Regions from separate parts of the Homo sapiens genome. Here region 1 is linked to region 2. The links are chromatin loops, found by intact Hi-C in ENCODE. Cell type or tissue: psoas muscle. All regions are shown on one strand. Links, peaks and the distances in the headings refer to the core of each region. The heading gives the core; the rest is flanking DNA. Region 1 has its middle 94 kb from the start of LINC02040. Region 2 overlaps ADAMTS9 (ADAM metallopeptidase with thrombospondin type 1 motif 9).

What was found. Peaks named below come from ENCODE experiments on the same cell type or tissue, not always from the same donor. Only the 100,000 strongest peaks of a DNase experiment are listed, where the experiment ranks them.
Region 1: it touches region 2 in a loop (3-fold over the local background); 4 of 110 quality-filtered maps call a loop at or near these places.

Annotation. Positions count from the first base shown.
Region 1 is chr3:65,075,982-65,086,295 of GRCh38, forward strand. No RefSeq gene overlaps it. Among named protein-coding and RNA genes, the nearest start is that of LINC02040, 94 kb to the right of the region's middle. In psoas muscle, for the core only: a CTCF peak has its summit at 4,709; no DNase peak of the experiment used is centred there.
Region 2 is chr3:64,529,338-64,539,651 of GRCh38, forward strand. It overlaps ADAMTS9 (ADAM metallopeptidase with thrombospondin type 1 motif 9), which reads right to left. Exons shown (of 40, transcript NM_182920.2): 37 at 9,866-9,957; 38 at 3,829-3,933. Among named protein-coding and RNA genes, the nearest start is that of ADAMTS9-AS1, 27 kb to the right of the region's middle. In psoas muscle, for the core only: CTCF peaks have their summits at 1,305 (motif pointing right) and 4,448 (motif pointing right); a DNase peak (open chromatin) is centred at 4,464; H3K4me3 peaks cover 271 bases.

The sequences.
Region 1 (10,314 bases), core at 923-8,922, 550 kb after region 2:
TGTTTTTTTTTCTTGTAAATTTGTTTAAATTCTTTGTAGATTCTGGATATTAGCCTTTTGTCAGATGGACAGATTGCAAAAATTTTCTCTCATTCTGTAGGTTGCCTGTTCACTCTGATGATAGTTTCTTTGGCTGTGCAGAAGCTCTTTAGTTTAATTAGATCCCATTTGTCAATTTTGTCTTTTGTTGCCATCGTTTTTGGTGTTTTAGTCATGAAGTCTTTGCCCATGCCTATGTCCTGAATGGTATTGCCCAGGTTTTCTTCCAGGGTTTTTATGGCGTTAGGTCTTACGTTTAAGTCATTTATGTCATCTGCCTCAATGTCCTTGACAATCATTTGAGCGTGTGATTCCTACATTCCATGACATGAAAAACAATTGAGAGTCTAGAAACTTATATGTATAATTAGTTGATTTTCAACAAGAGGGCCCGAAAACTCAATGGAGAAAAAAACAGTATTTTCAACAAATAGTACTTTAAATGGACAACTTGGATATCAAATGGACAACTTGATATCCACATGCAATAGGATAAAGTTGGATCTTTTTCTCACACCATACACATAAATTAAAATTGATCACAGATTAAATATAAGAGATGACACTATAAAACTATTAGGAGAACCTTCAAGATCTTAGGTTGGGCAATATTGTCTTATATATAAAACATGAAAATACAAGTGACAAAAGAAAATAGATAAGTGGGATTTCAAAATTAAAAACTTTTGTGCTTCAAAGAGCACCACTGAAGAAGTAAAAGGACAATCCACAAAATGATAGCAAATATTTACAAATCATATAGCTGATAAAGAACTTGTATCTGTATTACATTAAAAACTATTATAATACACAATAAAATGACAACTCAAATTTAAAAATGTGTAAAGGATCTGAACAGACATTTCTCCAAAGAGAAATATACAAATGAGGATATACAAATGACCAAAAAGCACTTGAAAAGATTCTGAACATGGTTAGCCATTATGGAAATGCAAATAAAAACCACAGTGAAATATGACTTCATATTCACTAAAATGCTTATAAAAAAAAGAGACACTGACAAATGTTGGCAAGGATATGGTGAAACTGGAATCCTCATATACTATTGGGAACATAAGATTTTGTATCCACTTTGGAAAATAGGCTGGTACTTCATCAAAAGGGTAAATATAAAATTATCATATGGCCCCCAAATTTCACTACTAGATATATTCATCCAGGAGAAATAAAAATATGTGTCTGCACAAAAACTTGTACATAAATGTTCATAGCAGCATTATTCATAATAGCTTATAACTAGAACCAAGTTTTCATCAATTGAATAATAGATAAAATGTGGTATATCCATCCAATGGAATATTATTTGGCAATTAAAACAGAATGAAATACTGAAACATAACACAAAGTTGATGAACTCTTAGAATAGTATGCTGTGTGAAAGAAGTCAGACATAAAAGGACATATATGACAAGATTCAATTTATATGAAATGTCCAGAATAGGCAAATTCACGGAGAGAGAAAGTAGACTGACGGTTGCCAGGGGATGGGGGTAGGGAGAATGAAGAGTGACCGCCTAAAGGTATTGGGTTTCTTTTGGGGGTGAAGACTATGTTGTGAAATTAGATAGTGGTGATGGTTGTACAACTTTGTGAAAATGCTAAAAAACATTGAATTGTACACTAAAAAGGTGGATTTTATGATATGTGAGCTGTATCTCAACTTGTAAAATTCTATGAACCTCCAATAGCATGCAAAACTTCATCTCCGTTATCCCTATTAACACTGCCAATATCCTTAAATCATTTTCCCCAGTCATCAGTTAACCAATATGAGCTTCCTGCTTCACCTTAGCATATAACATAGTGAATTAAGGCTAATGTTGAAATAAATTTTACTTATGAAAAAATAAGACATGAGCCTCTTTTTTTAAAAAAAAGGAAACGGGGAAATTTTTAAAATATATATTTTACTCATCTTTTGAAGATTAAAGTTTTTGTATTTTTTTTTTCCATAAACATCTCAGCTCTATGTGACCGTATGAAATCTCTCTCCTTTTGTTGACAGGCTTGTTGCAGGACAGGGAAGACAAATCCTAATCAACGACAAATTGGTTTAAGTTTTCACATCCTTTTGTATAATCACCTTTGAGATTGAGCTCATGGTCTCTTCTGAATTTCAGATCAAGCTGGGGCAACGGATAAATTGGCAGCCCCTACAGGGGCTCATTTTAAGCTACTTTCCTCCCACCCCAGTAGTTGAAGATTAAAGTGGCAGTTGTCTTGTAATATGACTATTAAAAAATTAATCTCCTTATTCAAGGGGAGGTATGCAGGCAAGTGAATTATCCCAATTCTTCAGTATTTTTCTCTTACACCTCAGCATGACTGAAGAAGAGAAATACATTACCAAAACAACAAGATGCCAAAAACACTCCCCCCGAAACATTATTTTCATAGCTGTAAACGCAGTTGAAATTTCAGAAATATCTTCTCACTATATTGACCAAGCACAAAAGGTAACAAATTATTTAACATTAACCAATCAATCTCAGCAAAATTCTGCTATGTTTCATCACTATTCCAGCATTAAAGATGAAAACATATTTGCCTTTAGAAAGCGGTTCCTATGGAAATGACCATAAATAAAGATAAGTGTCAATATTTAACGAGAAGTGGGAAAAATATATGTTTTTTAAGTTGGCTACTTTGAATTGGTTGACTTGAGAAGAGTGCAGTTTCTCTTCTTTGGCAGAAAATTCTCCCTTGTTTAGAAAAACACATCAATGAGTTTCCTTGTATTGTATATATTTTTTATTTTCTATATAATCTGATGTTTTGACATGTTAAAAAAAACCTTTCTAGCTGGGGAGGGACTGCCCCTCCCAGGAATAGCCAGCTCTTAGAGTTAGGGAGAGCTCAGCCAGGCATGCCTTTGATATGCAAACTAACCAATCTGCAGCCCAGACCTGGGCTTCTCTATTTGGCCCAGACACCCCAGGAGACTATATTCCTCTGCCCTAAACATCCCAAAGCCAGATTCCAGGCAACTAGGGACCACCTCTATAATTTAGAACCCACCACAAATTACTCAAACCAGCTAGTCCTAAATTGTTCACTTTGCCCTGCCTTGCCTTTCCCATGGAAATCCCCATGGACCATGGCTCCAGTCCATCCCCTGTTTTGTGTTTCTGTTTCCTGCCTCCTGACCACCATGCTATCTTGCCTCTGTGTCCCTGCGTGGTATGCCCCATCTTTAGGACCTGTTAGTATAACACACTTTGCTTTCCTGAGCCACTCCTTGTCTCCTCTTGTGGTTGCACCTTACTGAACATCACATAAAAGAATTGAAAACACCCCTCAACCCCTCCGACCAGATAAGAGAGATCTAGAAAAAGAAAAATAAAGCTCATCTACATAATAAATAATTAAAATTTCCCCAGTGGCACTGGGCAAGGGAAGCCTCCATATCCATTTCCCCACCCTGCTCTGCCCTGTGTTTCATCTGACCACAGGAGACTGCATTCAACAGACTCCTGAGCCCACTGGCTTCCAGCAGGGTTCTGCCAACATGCGATAACTGCCAACGACTGGAAAGTGAGGTCGGGGTATTTATTACCCAGGCTCTCCATCTGCTGCTTCACGGGCTAGCAGCACTTGGCATTTGTGGAAGCAAGGCATCCTTCTCCTGCAGGGCCCCTCTCCCCCTCAGGATTCCCATGACATCTTCTCTGCTCTCCTCCTTCAGACCTAAGAGTGGTAATAGCTCCCTGCTGTTGCCAGCCACAGGGTGCTTCAACATAAAGTCAGTTCTGCTATAAAGCGATACGGGCATTGTTGAAAATCATCATACTATATAAAACTGTGCAATAAAAACCACAGGACTTAGGGCAAAATGGGGCCAGAGGCAAATACACAAAAACAACATCTGTGACATGTTTTAAGAAGATAGGAACCTAATAAAAATGGTACAGTGTTATACTTGTTGAATAAGAAAGACATAAATACTAGAAATATGGCACTCAGCCTTAAGAAAGACCTTGCATTTGCTTATGGAGTGGGCATGGGGAGAGGTGCACCCTGTGAGCTATTGTGAAGTAGTGAGAATGGGTTATCTGGAGTCCCAGGGAAAGTTGTCACATAGGATGTGTGTGGGTGTGGCTCACAAGAATGTGATGAACTGAGGGTGGATGGTGGTGGATGCTTGAAGTGCTTGCATTTTGTGTATCCCTACACTGCTTGGCTCACCTGGTTATAGTTTTCTGTGTTCACTTAATATTTCTTATGGATGAAATCACACATAAGCAAATACAAAATTATGCTCAAATTTTCCCTGAATACATCAATGACTTTGGAACAAATCTGTATTTTCAAAACAAGTGTTAAGAAAGAAATGGTTGTACATAATTTGTTCCCCTATACTCGGCCTATGACCTTTCTAAATTCTCCTCAGTTTTCAAATTCGAGTGTATTCTGTTTCCTCTCAAAACACCTAGAGAGAGAATTAGGGGAGCCAGGGGAAACTCAGGAGCTCCACTGGGAGCTGTAGCAACGTAATGGGAATTCAGAACCTAAGACTCTAACAGCCTCTGAGAAATTCCTGTTGGGAGCATGAGCCAAGAGAACTATGACATGGGCAATGTCCCACCAAGCCATGCGAGTGATGTTGCCACCCTGTGGGTCTGGAAGGCAGAGCATGAAGGTAAAGAAGATTATTCTCAAGTCTTTAAAATATCATAGGGCTTGGCTGGCTAGGTTTTAGATTTGCTTGGTACTAACACCCCTTCCTCCTTTCCTATTTATCCCTTTGGAATGAGAATGTCTATCCTATCCTTGTCCCACCAGTGGATTTTGGAAGCACATAACTTGTTTGATTTCACAGGTTCACAGGTGGAGAATGATTTTGCCTCAGGATGAATTATACCTCAAGTCTCACTTATGTCTGATTTAGATATTTAGGTGAGACTTTGAATTTTAGAGTTCATGCTCGAATGAGTTACAACTTTTGGGGCTGTTGGGATGGAATGAATGTATTTTGCATGTAGAAGAGCATGAATTTGGGGTGGGGGGTTAAGGATGGAATGCAATGGAATGAATGTTTATGTCCCACACAAAAAAACATATGTTGAAATCCTAACCCACAAAATGATGGCATTTGCAGGTAAGGCTTTGGAAATTGATTAGATCATGAGGGTAGAGTCTCCAAGAATGGGAGTAGTGCCCTTATCAGAGAGGCCCCTGAGAACTCCCTTTCATATTCTGCCAGTGAGGATACAACCAGAAGTCGTCAGTCTGCAACCTGGAACAGGACCCTCATCAGAACCCAACCATGCTGGCAACCTGCTCTAGGATTTCCAGCCTCTCAAACAGTAAGAAATAAATTTTTGTTGTTTATAAGCCACCGTAAGTCAGTGGTCTCTGTTATAGCAGCCCAGACTAAGACAAAGCAATTGCCAAGGAACTTTGAAAGATGGTGATGTCTCTTTATAAAATTCTAGTTGTTTCATGTTCTACATGATCTTGCAATCTCCACCACAGCCTGCCCCACCTCCCAGCCTGGGTACCTGCAACAGCTGTGGCTTTGTGAAGATTTGGGTAAGGAAAGGGGAGGAGAATGGCATATGAGAGACAAAGACAGGCAGAAAAGACAGGGACCACCGTTGCCAACAAAAAATAATTGAGACACAAACCTCCTTCCCCAGAACTAATCAAGGAAAGGGACCTTGGAAGGAAACCAGGCAGTTCACACTGTGTTAGTATGTGACTAGGAGCCATATTCCTGTTGCTAGAGAATTGCTCTACATGCAGAAAAAGTGAATACGATTTTACTTCCACATTTTTCACCAAGAAAAGCTTCCCAACTATATTTTTCATTCCAAAAGCACTTGTTCTGCAAGTAACAAAATTTTAGGGTGAAAATATTCTATTATTTTTTTCTTCAACAAGCCATTTTCTTTTTTACTTAAGCCAGAACATAAATATAACCTAGTCTTTGCTCAAAAATATTACATTAGCCATAGAGACACACCCATGTGAAGGAATTATTAATCCTCAAAAAACTGTAGCAGAATTTGATGAAAGCTGAAATGTATTTTTACAGATGGTTGTGCTATGATGTATTTGATTTGAAAAATATTAAACAAAGCAATACTCCATTTCTGTTTTATTCCTTGAAAGCAATTACTACATGAAAAGGTGGACAGGCAGGACACAGTTAACAAACAAAGACTAAAGAGTTGTCATCGGGTTCAAAATGGTCTGGAAAATGAATGAGGGCCACTTGCCAATAATATGACTATAAAATATAGCAATGAAAAATCTCTATTGTGAACATACACATACTTACATCCCACATCACAGCTTGATGGAGCAGGAGATAAATGATCCAACATTGATTGTTTTTACAGGAATATGACAACCCCCCCAAAGAAGAGAAACAGAACATCTCTCCCTTCACATAAAAAGCAAATTACAGATGAAAAAAATTCACTACTCTCAAAGCAAGACTCAATTAAAAAAATATGTCTGGCTTTGACAGGGCAAATTCCAGGCGTAGTATATTTTCATAGAAGTTGGTCCTAAAGGAAAGATTTGAGTGCACCAAAAACCTATGGAACTTTTCACAGCTTGTCATAATTTCTCTGTAATATTAAGCAAGGATTTCTGCCTCCTTAGCTCATATTTTTCTTAACTGATCCTGCAAGGTGGTGTTATGTTTGTGATAGTGTATGTCCTTCCTGAAATTCACATTGTATAATAGCTGCATTGCAGACATTGAATAACTAATACTGCCTTACAGCAATACTGTAATGGGTAGTGCTTTACTGAGGAGTGTGTGTGTGTGTGTGTGTGTGTGTGTGTGTGTGTGTGTGTAAATGCATGTGGTTAAATGGCAGGATGAAACTACAGGAAGGAAGAGCAGAGGCAGCTCATCCTGTCCCATGAAATGCTGCAAGGACATCACAAATGGCATTATTTAATTAGAAGGCAATCCTAACTCTGGGACATCCACTTCCATCTTCAGAAACATTAAACAGGAACTATATTGTCTTTGTGTTGTGCAAAGGTTCAAGCCAACACAAAGAACCTCTGAAAGTCACATGATTTTTGAGCCAAAACTTCTGCACACATTCCCCTCTGCCTTGTCACCTTTCATCCACTTTGTCCAGAGCATCCTTAGGGTTTCTAGACAGCCAGTTCTGGATCTTGTTATAATGCTCAGAATGGCTGTCAGCAGACAAGAAAAGAGCTCCAGTAGTCAGGTTTGAGCTATGTGAATAAATACACCCATTTGGGTGTTATCGAGCTTTTTCATTTGTCTTATCATTTCATTCTTCAGTTGACACTGTCACCCTTGGGAAGTCAAAGAAGGCATTTCTCTGGTTCTTTACCCTCGACCTCAGGGCACTACAGCCTTTATTATCTGTCCCTTATTGTCCTTTGGAGATAATTGCCTACGCTTTGGTGCCTATATTACATATGTTTCAACCTGTTCTCCAAACGTTAACTGTTTGGGATTAAAATAGTTTCTAAGAAGTATTTTCAGCCTTTCCTTGAGCTTCTGCCAAATCTATGGCTCTCCACAGAAAGGAAAATGCTGAGCATCAAAAACAAAATGAGGATTAGTCAGAAAGAGATAATAAATAGCACATTACTACATGTGGCAAAAGCTAAAAAAAAAAAAAAAAAAACTTGTTTGTATTTTAATGGTTTAACCATGACAACAGTTTGAGGTCTTAGTAAAGGTAATAAGAATATAGGTTTCTCATTTCTATCAAGAAGTGAGAAAAGATTGGAAAGGCTTTACCATGGAAGTAATATCAGATCATTGATATTGTTTATGCAACCAGATTAAAAGATTCCACTTAAACATTTCCACAATGCATTATTTGCAATGTAAATAGTGAGAGCAGCAATAAATGACAGAATAAATTGTGATGTGGGTAATTACAAAATAGGAGTTGGATTGAGGTCTGCAGGACTCTAGTTCTCTCGATATTATGCTAACAAAAGGGCAGGGCAAACTCTACTAAGACCTTTGTCAGAGTTGCTGCAGGTTTGGGTGGAGAGTGTCCTGGCTACCACTTGGGAAAGAGAGAACCATGGTGCTAAAATCATAACAAACATCGCTACCACAACTTATTTAATCTTATAAACAGAAAAAAAAAGCCAACCCTATGAGGTTAAGACAGTATTATAATCCCCATGTTGCAGATGAGAAAATCAACATCCAAAGAGAGGTGGGGTTTACCAAAGGTTATAGAGTTGATAGATGGAGCAAAGATATAAACCCAAGCAGTAGAGCTCATATGAATCCCTACTTAACCCCACAGTATTGTGCCTGCATAATGGGCTAGGAAAGTTACAGTGTGTATTTGCCATGTCTCACTGAGGATTAGGCATTTAGCCAATCACTCATGTATTTATTTGTTTATACACTCAACAAGTATACATGGAGCACCTACTATGTGCCAGGCATTAATGCTAGAGCCTGGGGTTTAATGATAAACAAGTAGGTGAGCCCTCTTCTTTTGAATGTATGATCTGGCTGGGGAGATTGGTGGAAAAAAACAGGTTACCTGCAGAGCTACGGAGGGAAATACTCTCAAGTAGTTCTGGAAGGTTAATATGCCTCAGAATTGCCTAGAGGGTTGATGAAAACATAGATTGTGCCCTCCCACTCCACCCCACCCCCCACCCCCACCACTGCTACCTGTAGTTTCTGACTTAGTAGGTCTGTGTTTGGACTTAAGAATTTGCATTTCTAACCAGTTCCCAGATGATGCTGATACTGCTGGGATGGAGACTATACTTTGAGCACTGTTGCTCTAAGGGGTATTTGGTTGAGGGAGAAAGACTTCATCATGTTGTATTTTACATCTCTTGGAGATAATCCTCTGCTTAAGAAAAATAATTACTAACTTATATAGATACAATATGAGGCCTGCCAGAAAGTGTCTCTCATCCTGCCTTAAAATATCAACATACTCTCTAGGATGGGTAACATTCAGCCACCCACAGCCATTCACATGTGGGATCTGATGGAATGGGACAGAGGACAGGTAAGTTGTTGTTGTTGTTTTAATAGCCTTTACTTTTTAGAGCAGATTTAGGTCCACAGAAATATTGAGCACAAATACAGAGCTCCTGTATACCTCCTATCCCACCTCATTCCAACAGTTCTCACTGTCAACATCCTCCACCGGACTGGTACATTTGTTGCAATTGATGAACCTCCATTGATACATCATTATCACCCAAAGTCCATAGTATATGTTAGTGTTCACTCATGTTGTACATTCTATGGGTTTGGACAAATGTATAACAACATGTATCCACCATGATAGTATCATACAGAATAGTTTCACTCCCCTAAAATCCTCTGTGTTCTGTCGATTCATCCCTCCCTTCCCCCAACCCATGGTTTTGCCTTTTCCAGAATGTCATATAGTTGGAATTCTATAGTGTGTATCGTTTCCAGATTGGCTTCTTTCATTTAGCAGTTTGCATTTAAGATTCCTTCATGGTTTTTTGTGGCTCGATCGCTCATTTCTCTTTGTTGCTGAATAATATTCTGTTCCCTGGATGTACCATTGTTTATTTATCAATTGACTTACTGAAGGACATCTTAGTTGTTTCCAAGTTTTGGCAATCATGAATAAAGCTGCCATAAACATTTATGAGCAGGTTTTTGAGTGGATTTAGATATGTACTTTTTAACCATTTGGCAAAAACATTCCTATAACTTGTATTTTTGTGTATTTCACAATGAAACATCTTTATATTTTAATTTTTTTGTTTTATTAACTAAACTTTTTTGGTTTTTTAAGTTGGTAAAATGATATATAATTATCATGTACACCATGATGTTTTGAAGTATACATACATTGTGAAATGACCAGTTCTAGCTAATTAACACATTTTATTGGCTCTCATAGTTATTTTTGTGGTGAGAACACAGCATTCACCCTCTTAGCAATCTTCAAGAATATAATATATTTTTATTAACTGTAGTCACCATGTTGTACAATAGATCTCTTGAACTGATTTCCATGTAACTGAATTGAGACATTTTTAAATGAGCTAATATATGCAAAGCATAGTACGTGGCACATATCAAAGCTTAATAATGCTACCAGACAGGTAAGTTTTGACAACATAGACTTGAAAGGAAAAGCAAAACGTGAAGCCAGGGTGTGCTATCTTGAGTATATTATTGAGGAATCAGAGGTAATATACAAAATATTGACACTCTAAGGGATGGAGGTGCTAATGGTAAGATGAGAACCACTACAGAGGAATTTTTTACTCATCAAT
Region 2 (10,314 bases), core at 1,201-9,200:
ACCTGAATCAATACAGCTTTCCTTTAGTTTTGCTTGGGGAAAACATTTTATTGCCAAGGAGGTTTGGAAAATTGAGGTTTTCATTTTTTTTTTTCCCTTCTGTAACTCCTGGCAGAAAAGCAAAAGAAAGTGAGGAATGATTATTTGAGAGCTGAAACAGGGCTATTTGGAAAAGAGAGTATTATAACTGGCCAGGGTCTGAGCATCCCAGAGAAGACTGGGCCACAGGCCCTCGGGGGCCAGATCGTAGTAGGTATCGAGTGGGAACAGGATATGGCACAATTCTTGAAGTGTGTTTCATGGAACCCTGGTTATTTGGGGGAAATTACAAGCTGTAACTTCGAAAAGAAGTTTTTGTGCTTGGCTTCATTTAGGTTAGTGGTTCTCAAAATGTGACTCCAGATCAGGGGCATCAGCATCACCAGGGAAATGGTTACAGATGTCAATTTCTGGCCTCTCCTCAGACTGATCATGTGGTGGGTTTTGTTTTGTTTTGTTTTGAGATGGGTCTTACTCTGTTGCCCAGGCTGGAGTACAGTGGTACAATAATGGCTCATTGCAGCCTTGACCACCCAGGCTCATCCTCACCTCAGCCTCCTGAGTAGCTAAGACTACAGGTGCACACCACCACAGTCAGTTATTTAATTTTTTTTTTTTTTTTTTTTTTGTAGAGATTGGGTCTCCCTGTGTTGCCCAAGCTGGTCTTGAATTCCTGGGCTCAAGCAATCCTCCTGCCTCAGCCTTCCCAAGTGCTGGGATTATGGGCACAAGGCACTACATCTGGCCACCTGCTTGTGTTTTCACAAGCCCTGCAGGTGATGGTGAAGCACTCCTGAGTTTGAGAACCACTGCTTTAGTGGAATGCTGGCTAAAGTCACACAGGTTTATTTCCTGTATAATTTAGTCCCACCTCACATGCTAATGCTTACTGTGACTCTTCAGGAAGGAAATACAATATACTAGCATTTTCTCCCAAAAGTGTTGGGCGGTGGAAGCCTATTTTCAGGTAGCATTGCTAGGACATGCTTCTCTGGACCACACGGGGGAAGTCAGACAGCATTTCTCCAGACAGCCGGGGGCTAGAGAGGGCTCAGTCCCAGCTCCCAGATATTCATGAGGAGTACTCGACAGGCCCTGGAGATTAATTTTGAGCTCACACTCTCTGAACTGCCAAGGAACACCAAGATTTAAAAAAAAAAAAAAAAAAAAAAATGCCGACAGGCAATTGTCATACCCAGCTCCCTCCAGCCCAGGCATCTCCCAAAAGTCTTGGGGAACAGCCAGTGTAGTGATCATTCTTTCCATAAGGTGGCGCTCCTGGCTTTAATTATTTTTAGTTTCTGGCTGAAACGGTAGTAACTATCTAACGAATAAAATTATAATTTAGGTTACAGTTTATCTACATGGGTTTCCTACAATCACATTTTTATTTATTTATTTACTTATTTTTTTAACAGAGCCTCACTCTATCACCCAGGCTGCAGTGCAGTGGCACTAGACAGGCAAATTTTTTGGTTCTGGGTCACTGAAACATACAGTGTATTTCAAAACATCATGTTGTACACGATAAAAATATACGATTTTTATTTGTCAAGAGAAAAGAAACATAATGTATAGATTTTGGAGGGAAGGAATGGGGAAAGAACATTATAATTTCGGGGCACATTCTAAAGCTCATGCACTCTCTCTCAGCTATCTTTATTCCTTTCAGTGCAAGGAAAAATATTTAATGACTAATTTACAAGTAATCAATATGACTATTTAGTTAATCGGATTTGAGGACATTGATTGGCTGAGATGGAGAAGAGAGAGAGTGAGATAGCTTTTTTTCACAGACACAAACTTAATCATGGCAGCTAGAAAAAGAGATCAGGAAACAGATTTTCCTGGAATGTCCCAATTGGACGTTTCTCCTCTTTCTCAGGTGAGGGAGGCAGGTTGAGCTGCTTTTTTATAGTCTTATTTTGATTAGGTAGAAGTATTTGCAATAGGGTTTTCAGATTTAGAAAATAAAAATACAGGATGCTTGGTTAAGTATGAATTTCAGATAAACAACATATACATGTTTAGTATAACTATGTCCCATGTAGTGATAACAGTACACTTATTGTAAACAGTGTTCATTGTGTACTTAAAAAAAAAAAAAAAGAGATGGTGTCTCACTTTGCAGCCCAGCCTGGAGTGCAGTCGCGCAATCATGGCTCACTGCCCTCTTGACATCCTGGGCTCAAGGGATCCTCCCACCTCAACCTCCAAGTAGCTGGGACTACAGGCATGCACCACCATGCCCAGCTAATTTTTAAAGTTTTTGCAAAACCAGGGTCTCACCACCTTGCCCAGGCTGGTCTCGAACTCTTAGGATCAGGCGATCCTCACTGTGTATTTGAAATTCTAATTTAACTGGGTGTCCTGTATTTTATCTGGCCGTTCTGCCTTGTAATAAAACCCTACTTTCCCAGCTCTCTTCTTTGTCTTCCCCTATTTCTGAGGCAACCCCAGGCAGGGCTCCTGGCTGAGATGGGACGGGAGAAATGGGCCATGCCTGGGTAAACTTAGACATTTTTCCACGAGCCGGGTTTCTGCCCCACGTTCTCAGGACTTCAGAGGGAAGGCTGTAAGTGGCAGCGGTTTCTGACCTGGCTGTACATTTGAATCATTTGGGGAGCTTTAAATTCTACTCCTGCCAGGTCCCCCCACCCTTAGAGATTCCGATTCAGCTCATCTGTGTGGGAAGGACCTGGGCAGGTGCATTTAAAAATTCCTCAGGTGATTCTACTATACACCCACGGTGAGAAACAGTACACAGTCGACACGCTCCTCAGTTTACAATGGGGTTATGTCTCAATAAACACATCGCAAGTTGGAAATATCATTAAGTCAAGAATGCATTTAATATATCTAACTTTCTGAACATCACAGCCTAGGCTAGCCTACCTTAAATGTATTCAGAACACTTGCATTAGCCTATAGCAGGGCAAAATCATCTAACACAAAGCCTATTTTATAATAAAGTGTTGAATATTTTGTGTAATTGATTGAATACTGTACTTAGTGAAAAACAGAACGGCTGTATCGGTACCTGAAGTAGGGTTTCTACCGAGCGTGTTCTGCTTTTGAACCATGGTGAAGTTGAAAAATCAAGTGGAACCGTCGTAAGTCAGGGACCATCTGCACAGCACAGTGTTTCTCAAGCTGTACTGTGCCCATCACCACCTGAGACACTGTTCAGCTGTAGACTCTGACTCACTAGGGTCTGGGACCCAGAACCTGCATTTCCAACGGGCCCCCAGGTGACACTGATGCACTGCGTAGACCACACCTTAACCACCCAGATTTTAGAGGGTGAAAAACTTATTATTGTAGACCCTGTGTATCTCTAATTCTCCAGATATATCGCTTAATAAGTTATCTGTCTTCTAGCTCCATCTGTATTTCAATTTTTCTAAATAAAAAGAAGAGGTCATTTCCCCTCGGTTCATAGAACGAACCGCAAGCTGGCTAACTGAAAGATATCTGAGCCACACTCTCGACAGAGGCTTCTTCCTGCTTTTACCTCCCTGGTTAGGTGGTTTTTCTAATTACTTGGATGGTTCATATGTTCACCTCTCGAGGAAGAATTCACCAGAAGTGAACAAGGCTCTCACACTTTAATCACGTGTAAACACTGCACCCTAGGTTTATTTCCTAAATGGTCTTCCTGACACTACAAAATGGCTTAAGTGGGAAAGCACATTCGTTTGCTCCTTCAGCACCACTACCACAGTAATAAAGACAAGAACGAAAGAAAGAAATAAAAATTCATCTCCCAACCCATCTGTAGAACCTTACCGGCGACTTCTTGATGTCAGAGACAGCATAATTCCCTTGTGATATCCATCTGGCAGATTCAGTTAAAGACAAGCCGGTTCCATAAAGGTTGATGCTAAAACGACCCTGGAAAACACGACCAACAAAAGAGATTTTCAGTCCATGTGATGTCCTCAAAAAAGCAAAGGCAAAGGTGATACAATAAAAGGTACTTTGGAAAAGAGAAGGATGTTGATTAATTGTGATAGCTACTAATTATTGATAGTATTTAGTTTTGTTTGTTCAGGGCCAGCCATTCTTCATGCATCATGTTAGTCATCCTCGAAAGAGCTCTACGAAGGAGGTTTTCTTTACAGATAGGGAAACTGAGGCTTAGCGGAAGTGATTAACTTCTCCAGGATACGGTAGGAGTCCAACTCACATCCTCCTGACTTCAAAGTCCTTGCTCCATTCGGCCTCCCTAACACAGCAGTCCTGATGTTGCTCACAATTATCAGATTCCTTCAGGAACAAAATGTCACAGTGTAATTTTTCTAACAAGATCTTGGTGCCAAGCTTCCTGGGCTTCCAGCTCCCTGGGGCGATTAGCACACCGCGTACTAAGCACAGCAGGGCGGGACTTCAAAGAAGAGGCGCTTTCCCCAGGACGGTCAGCAGAGGGCAGGGTTGGCCTGCTCAAGACCACCTGGGCCTGGAGGATGCGGCTTTCAGGCTCCGGTAAGGGAGATCTCCCAAACCCCTCCCCTCCGAGGGTGCCTTTCAGAACATGGCCTCTGGTGCCTCAATATTGATTTCTAAAGAGACGGTGCAGCAGAAAGACCCTCTCGCTGCTTTCTCCAATTGTCTCTCTCACTCTCTCTTTCAAAAATGACTCGCAAAGGCATCTGAAATACTTTCTTCTTGAGGCTTCCTACTCCACAATGAGCAGTTTCAGAGCTAAAAATATTCCACATGAACACTCCTGATTGCTTTCTCTCTGAAACTGACAAACCAGCACTTTGTCAAAACAGTCTTTTATAAACAAGAAGAGAGGCAAGGAGGAGCTCACAGCTGATCAGACCCGCGTGTAAGAAAAATTCTTTCACCTGTGATTGGATCCTGGCCAGATCTTTTCTCACCTCTTGGAACCTCAGTTTATTCATCTGTAAAATGGAAAGCACTAAAACTCTCTTCCCTCTGAGCACCGTACAGAGGACTAAAAGAAATCAGCTATGGCTGGCGCTTAGTAGATATGCAAAAAGATGGTATCTGTCTTACATTTTCTAATTGTTTTGTAAGTGTTCGTGTGATCTCTTCAATGTAACAGTAAGCTTATTGAGAGCAGGGCCTTACTATTGCTTTGTTTATTGAATCAGCTATGGTTTGTAACATACGACTAGCCACTTAAATATTATATCCCAGCTCCTCAATTAAGATTTCCAGGACTAAGTGTAGCTTAGAGGTCTCTCAATGCCAGTTCCATAAATATTGACTAACAAAAGTTTATAAACACTTCTGGAGTGCTAGATTCCACAAGATAGAGGTGACCAGAGGACTTAGTTTGGACTAAATCAGTGGTTCTCAACAGGGCACGATTTTGACCCCAGGGGAAATCTGGCAATGTCTGGAAACATTTTTGTTTGTCACAACTGTGGGGGGGCAGGGAATGGTGCTGCTGTTGGCATCTGGCGGGTAGAGACCAAGGATGCTGCTGCGATGCACAGGACAGCCCACAATAGAGAATTCTCCAGCCCGAAAAGTGCTGAGGCTGATTGAAAACCTGGTACAAAGGGTAGATTTACCCTAGAATCTTGCTCCCTTCTTTACTTTCAGCATGACCTCAGGCAAGGAGATCATCTGTAAAATGGATTAGTAAGACTTAACCTGTGAATAGGAGGTGATTAGACAGAAGGCACAATGCACGTCACGCATTACCTGGCAGACAGTAGGTAATATTTAAAAAATATTTTTGGGCTGAGTGTGGTGGCTCACACCTGTAATCCTAGTACTTTGGGAGGCTGAGGCAGGTGGATCACCTGAGGCTGAGAGTTCAAGACCAGCCTGGCCCAACGTGGTGAAACCCCATCTCTTCTAAGAATACAAAAATTAGCTGGGCATGGTGGTGTGTGCCTGTAATCCCAGATGCTCGGGAGACTGAGGCAGGAGAATAGCTTGAAGGCAGGAAGTGTAGGTTGCAGTGAGCCCAGATTGTGCCACTGCACTCCAGCCTGGGCAACAGAGTGAGATTCCATCTCACATATATATACATATGACATTTTTATGACAATATGCTACAGAGGTTCATGGTTCTTATGTGGCATGGCTGCCATGCTCAGGTGTTTTTGATTGTAGCTGCACTGAAGCCCCCTCAGACACCGGATTCTGTATGTTGCATTATTCCATTGGCCATTTTCTTTTCTTTTCTTTTCTTTTTTTTTTTTTTTTTTTGAGACAAGGTCTCACTCTGTCACCTAGGCTGGAGTGCAGTCGCATAATTTTGGCTCACTGCAACCTCTGCCTCCCGGGTTCAAATGATTCTCCTACCTCAGCCTTCTGAGTAGCTGGGACTACAGGTGTGCACCACCACGCCCAGCTAATTTTTATTTTGGTAGAGATGGAGTTTCACCATGTTGGCCAGGCTGGTCTTGACCTCAAGTGATCCACCTCCCTCAGCCTCCCAAAGTGCTGGGATTACAGGCATGACCCACCGCACCTGCCACCCCCTCCCCCCAAAATTTTCTTATCTTACTATCATTCCTGCCCCCAGGAGTGGGTCCACATAACTCAAAGTGCCCAGGCCATCCTAGTGCCAAGAATGTCCCTCTTTTCTCCCTCCATTCTGCTTTCCACTCAGACTGCCTGTCCCACCTGCACTGCAAGAGAAAGGAGACTTGATCTGCTTTGGCACTGAAGTTTTCCGGAGGTCCAGGCGGCTGACCCAGCTTCTTTCTGGACAATGCCCCCAGCCGACCTGGGCGTCCAGTGTCTGAACATGCTCAATATATACGTCTACTAAGTCTGCCTTCCCAGAGGGGTTGATGAACCCAGATGCAACAGGAGATCATCCTCCTCATTCTCCTTCTGCCCTTTCCAGTTTAGGGATCTGCATTTCAGCAAATGTCCTAGCTGATTGTTAGCACTCTGAAAGTTGAGTTCCACCAGAGAAGTAAAGACCTAATGTTCTTTCTGGCTCTGCTCTGGGACATCTTTGCCCTTAAAGGCCTTATCTTCAAGGTCTAAAGGGCACATGAGTTGTAAATACCACCTTCTGTTGCCTATTCTAAAGAAGAGTGATTGAGAGTTATACGTTTACTAGTTGGTCCGTAAAGGTTTGCAAAAGATGTGCTTAGACCAAAGGATAATCCTGTTTTCTGTTGTACAGGAGCAAATGTTGCAGAAATCTTGCCTGAAAACAGAATCAAAAAGACATGTCTACTATCATGGATATGAATTCAGACACACTTAGGTTCAAATCCAGACTCTACTGAGCGGCAGCTGTGTAGGTTTGGGCAAATCCTCCCAATTTCTACTCCTTACCCTCCTCCTCTTTAAAAAGGAGGCATTTTCATAGAATACTGTGGTGATTTAAATGCTACATTGAGTAGACAATACTGAGTACAGTGACTAAAGCAAAGACGCATAATAAATGCTAGCTATTAATACCATCAATAATAATAGTGTCACATCTACTGTCATCAGGATAAAAAATATTCTGGTTATGTTTCAAGATGAGGGCTGTCGGGGAATCCACTCTTATTAATAAATACATCCACAAAGCAATAGTGGTCAATGAGGTAAAAGAAAGAAATTCTCAAACACAACATCATTCTGCTTTGATTTCTGTGCAATCACTAGGTCAAAGGCTGAACCACCTACTCCGAAGCAGTCTCCACAATCACGCTTTCTACAAACCTTTTCCTGGAAAACTGATTTGAAAAACTCACATCTTGCATCAGTGTAGCTGGTGCTCAATATGTGTCTAAGGAATTGAATTCTTAAAGTACCCAATATGGTTTGAAGAATGAGCTGGGAAAAAATACAAATTAGCCTCTCTCAAGCTTTGGGTTTTCTCATTTAGGAATTGCTTCATTGTCAGGATTTAGCAAATCAATCAGTTCATTTGTCTCTGAATTATTAAAATAAATGAATGCAAGTTACTTTTCATTTACTTAAGCTTCCCAAAGGATGTGCATATAGAAACAAGAAAATCCTGAGACATTTGAAAAAGGCAGGACAGGGCCAATCTGTTAGCCACTAAAATGCAACAGATACCAATGGGGTTTTTGAAGCCATCAATTGCCCTAAAAAAAACTGTACTTCAAAAGTTTTTGATTCCTGGGTAATGGAAGAAAGGCTCTTTTTACCATTATGTCCTTTGTTTATTTTCCTTCTCTCCTGAGAGCTTCCTCTCCACTTCTCTAAAACGTTTAGCAATGCTCTTCTAAAGCTTGAGGCCGAAAAAACGCCTCGTTAAAACAACGTTCAGATGTGTTTGTCTTCGGACGTTCTCTGTAGTTGGGGGTAAATCCATCCTATGGAGACAGGGCTTGGGATTCTGAACGCGTCACAGAATCCCAGTCTTCAGACTTTTGAAGGTTCACAGGCAAAGTAAGAAACTCTTGACAGAGTTTAACAACAGCTTTGTGAAGACCTCCTTTAAACCTAAGAGAAAACTGGCCAAGTTCTCCTGCCCAGAATCACTGAGTTCATTATGTTTGTCCTGCCTTCCAAGGGCAGAAGCTTCTTGTAAAGACTAACGTCTGCTTTGCAAAATTAGCCCGAGCTGATTATGACAAAATGTTTCAAAAGACAAGCTAAAACTTGCCACGCCTCTCTCAGGCAAGAAAGTGTAGAACCACAGAATGGGCAGAAAGATTGCTGCTGAGTGGCTCCGCTGAAAAGCCATCCAACAGAAGATGATGAATTTGCACTTCTGGTCCGAACACTGCAGACGTTGTAGAACTGAAGTAGGGGTAACAGGTTGAGTCAATGACATCCACAGAGCCGCAAGCCTTGGTCCCGGAGGACTTCTAGAATATATTATTATCTCATGGATATTCGTTAACCTGTCATCCTCTCTAATAGGCTACAGATTTCTCAAGGGATGAATGTTTGTGAGTCTCCAGTAAAAAGGATGGTGCCTGGCACAAAGTGAGCACTTGAGAAAGGTCAGCTGTTTTGTTGCTAAGACTATTCTAGAGCCATTTCTGACTACCATTCAGGAACCAAAGGAAACCCAGATAAGTCTTGAAAATTTTGAGATCTCCCCGTCCAACTTTTATTTATTTTTTTAAAAATTGGTTTCATGCTTACTCTGAAAAATTTAGGAAACCCGGCAAAGTTAAACATTAAATTAAAAAAAAAAAAACCTTACCAATGCACCCAACTAATATTTTGAAAAAGTCCTTCCAGACTTTTTCTGTTTATACATTAAAAGAAAATACAGATGGGATCATACTGCATGTAGTGTTTTGCATCTTGTTTTTTCTGTCTAATCCATGTAAAGTGTTTTTCTATATCATGCAATATTCAGATTCATAAAGGCTGACAGTGGTGTGTTGGCACGTGCTTGAACTGGCTTTTGAGAGTCAACTGTCTGCCTTCTTCCTAGCCCTCCATTTAGTGACATAATGTTGACGGCTTGAAATCAATTATAGGGAGAATATTTACACCATGGCAATTGACAAATGTTACAAAGCAGGACCTTTTTTTTTTAGAAGTGTCAGTCATTAAATATTTACTAGCACTCCGCTGACTGTACAATATTCATTTTATTTACCACCATAATTTGTTTAACCAAGCCCTCGCTAACCGACATCTAATTTGTTTCTAAGTTGGCGTGTTTTGTTGAATGCAGAAGTTAGGCATGTAGCTATGATCATTTCCTTAGGACCCACTTTCAGGAGCTGAATTACGAGATTAGACTCCAGAGCATTTGAGAGGGTCTTGATACATGTGGCCAAACTGCCCTCTAGAGCAACTGTTCTAATCACATTCCCAGGAACAGATGCAACTGAGGATGTTCCCGGGAAAGGTGGGAGGTGAATCCCTGGCAAGGGGGAAGGCACCAAGGACATACCTGTGGGCACTTGGCAGCGCTGTAGCAATCCCCGGCTGTGGCAAAAGGGACGGGATGTCCTTCGCTTGTCCTTGCAAACTGTAAGTCAGTGGCTGTGGGGTGGAGAAGGGGTTAAAGGCAGGGGAAGGTAAGAGTGGGAGAAAGGCAAGGAAGGAACAGGACATTAACAAGGAGACAGAAGGGAAGAAGAAGAATAAGAGGGAATGGGAGAGAAAGAAGCAATGTGAAATATTAGTGGGTAAATGGATCCAGATGCTCACTTGCTTTTTCCTGATTATATTTGTGGTTCTGCGAGCTTCATTCCCCGAGCTTCATCAGCCCCGAATGTCTGTCTCCCCACAGTATGGAAGCCAAAAAGGGGGTTTCAAATGACTTTGGAATTGATTCCTACATAAATAAATATGTGAATCACCTCACTTAAATGTAGCGTAATTGGCTGGCTGAGAACC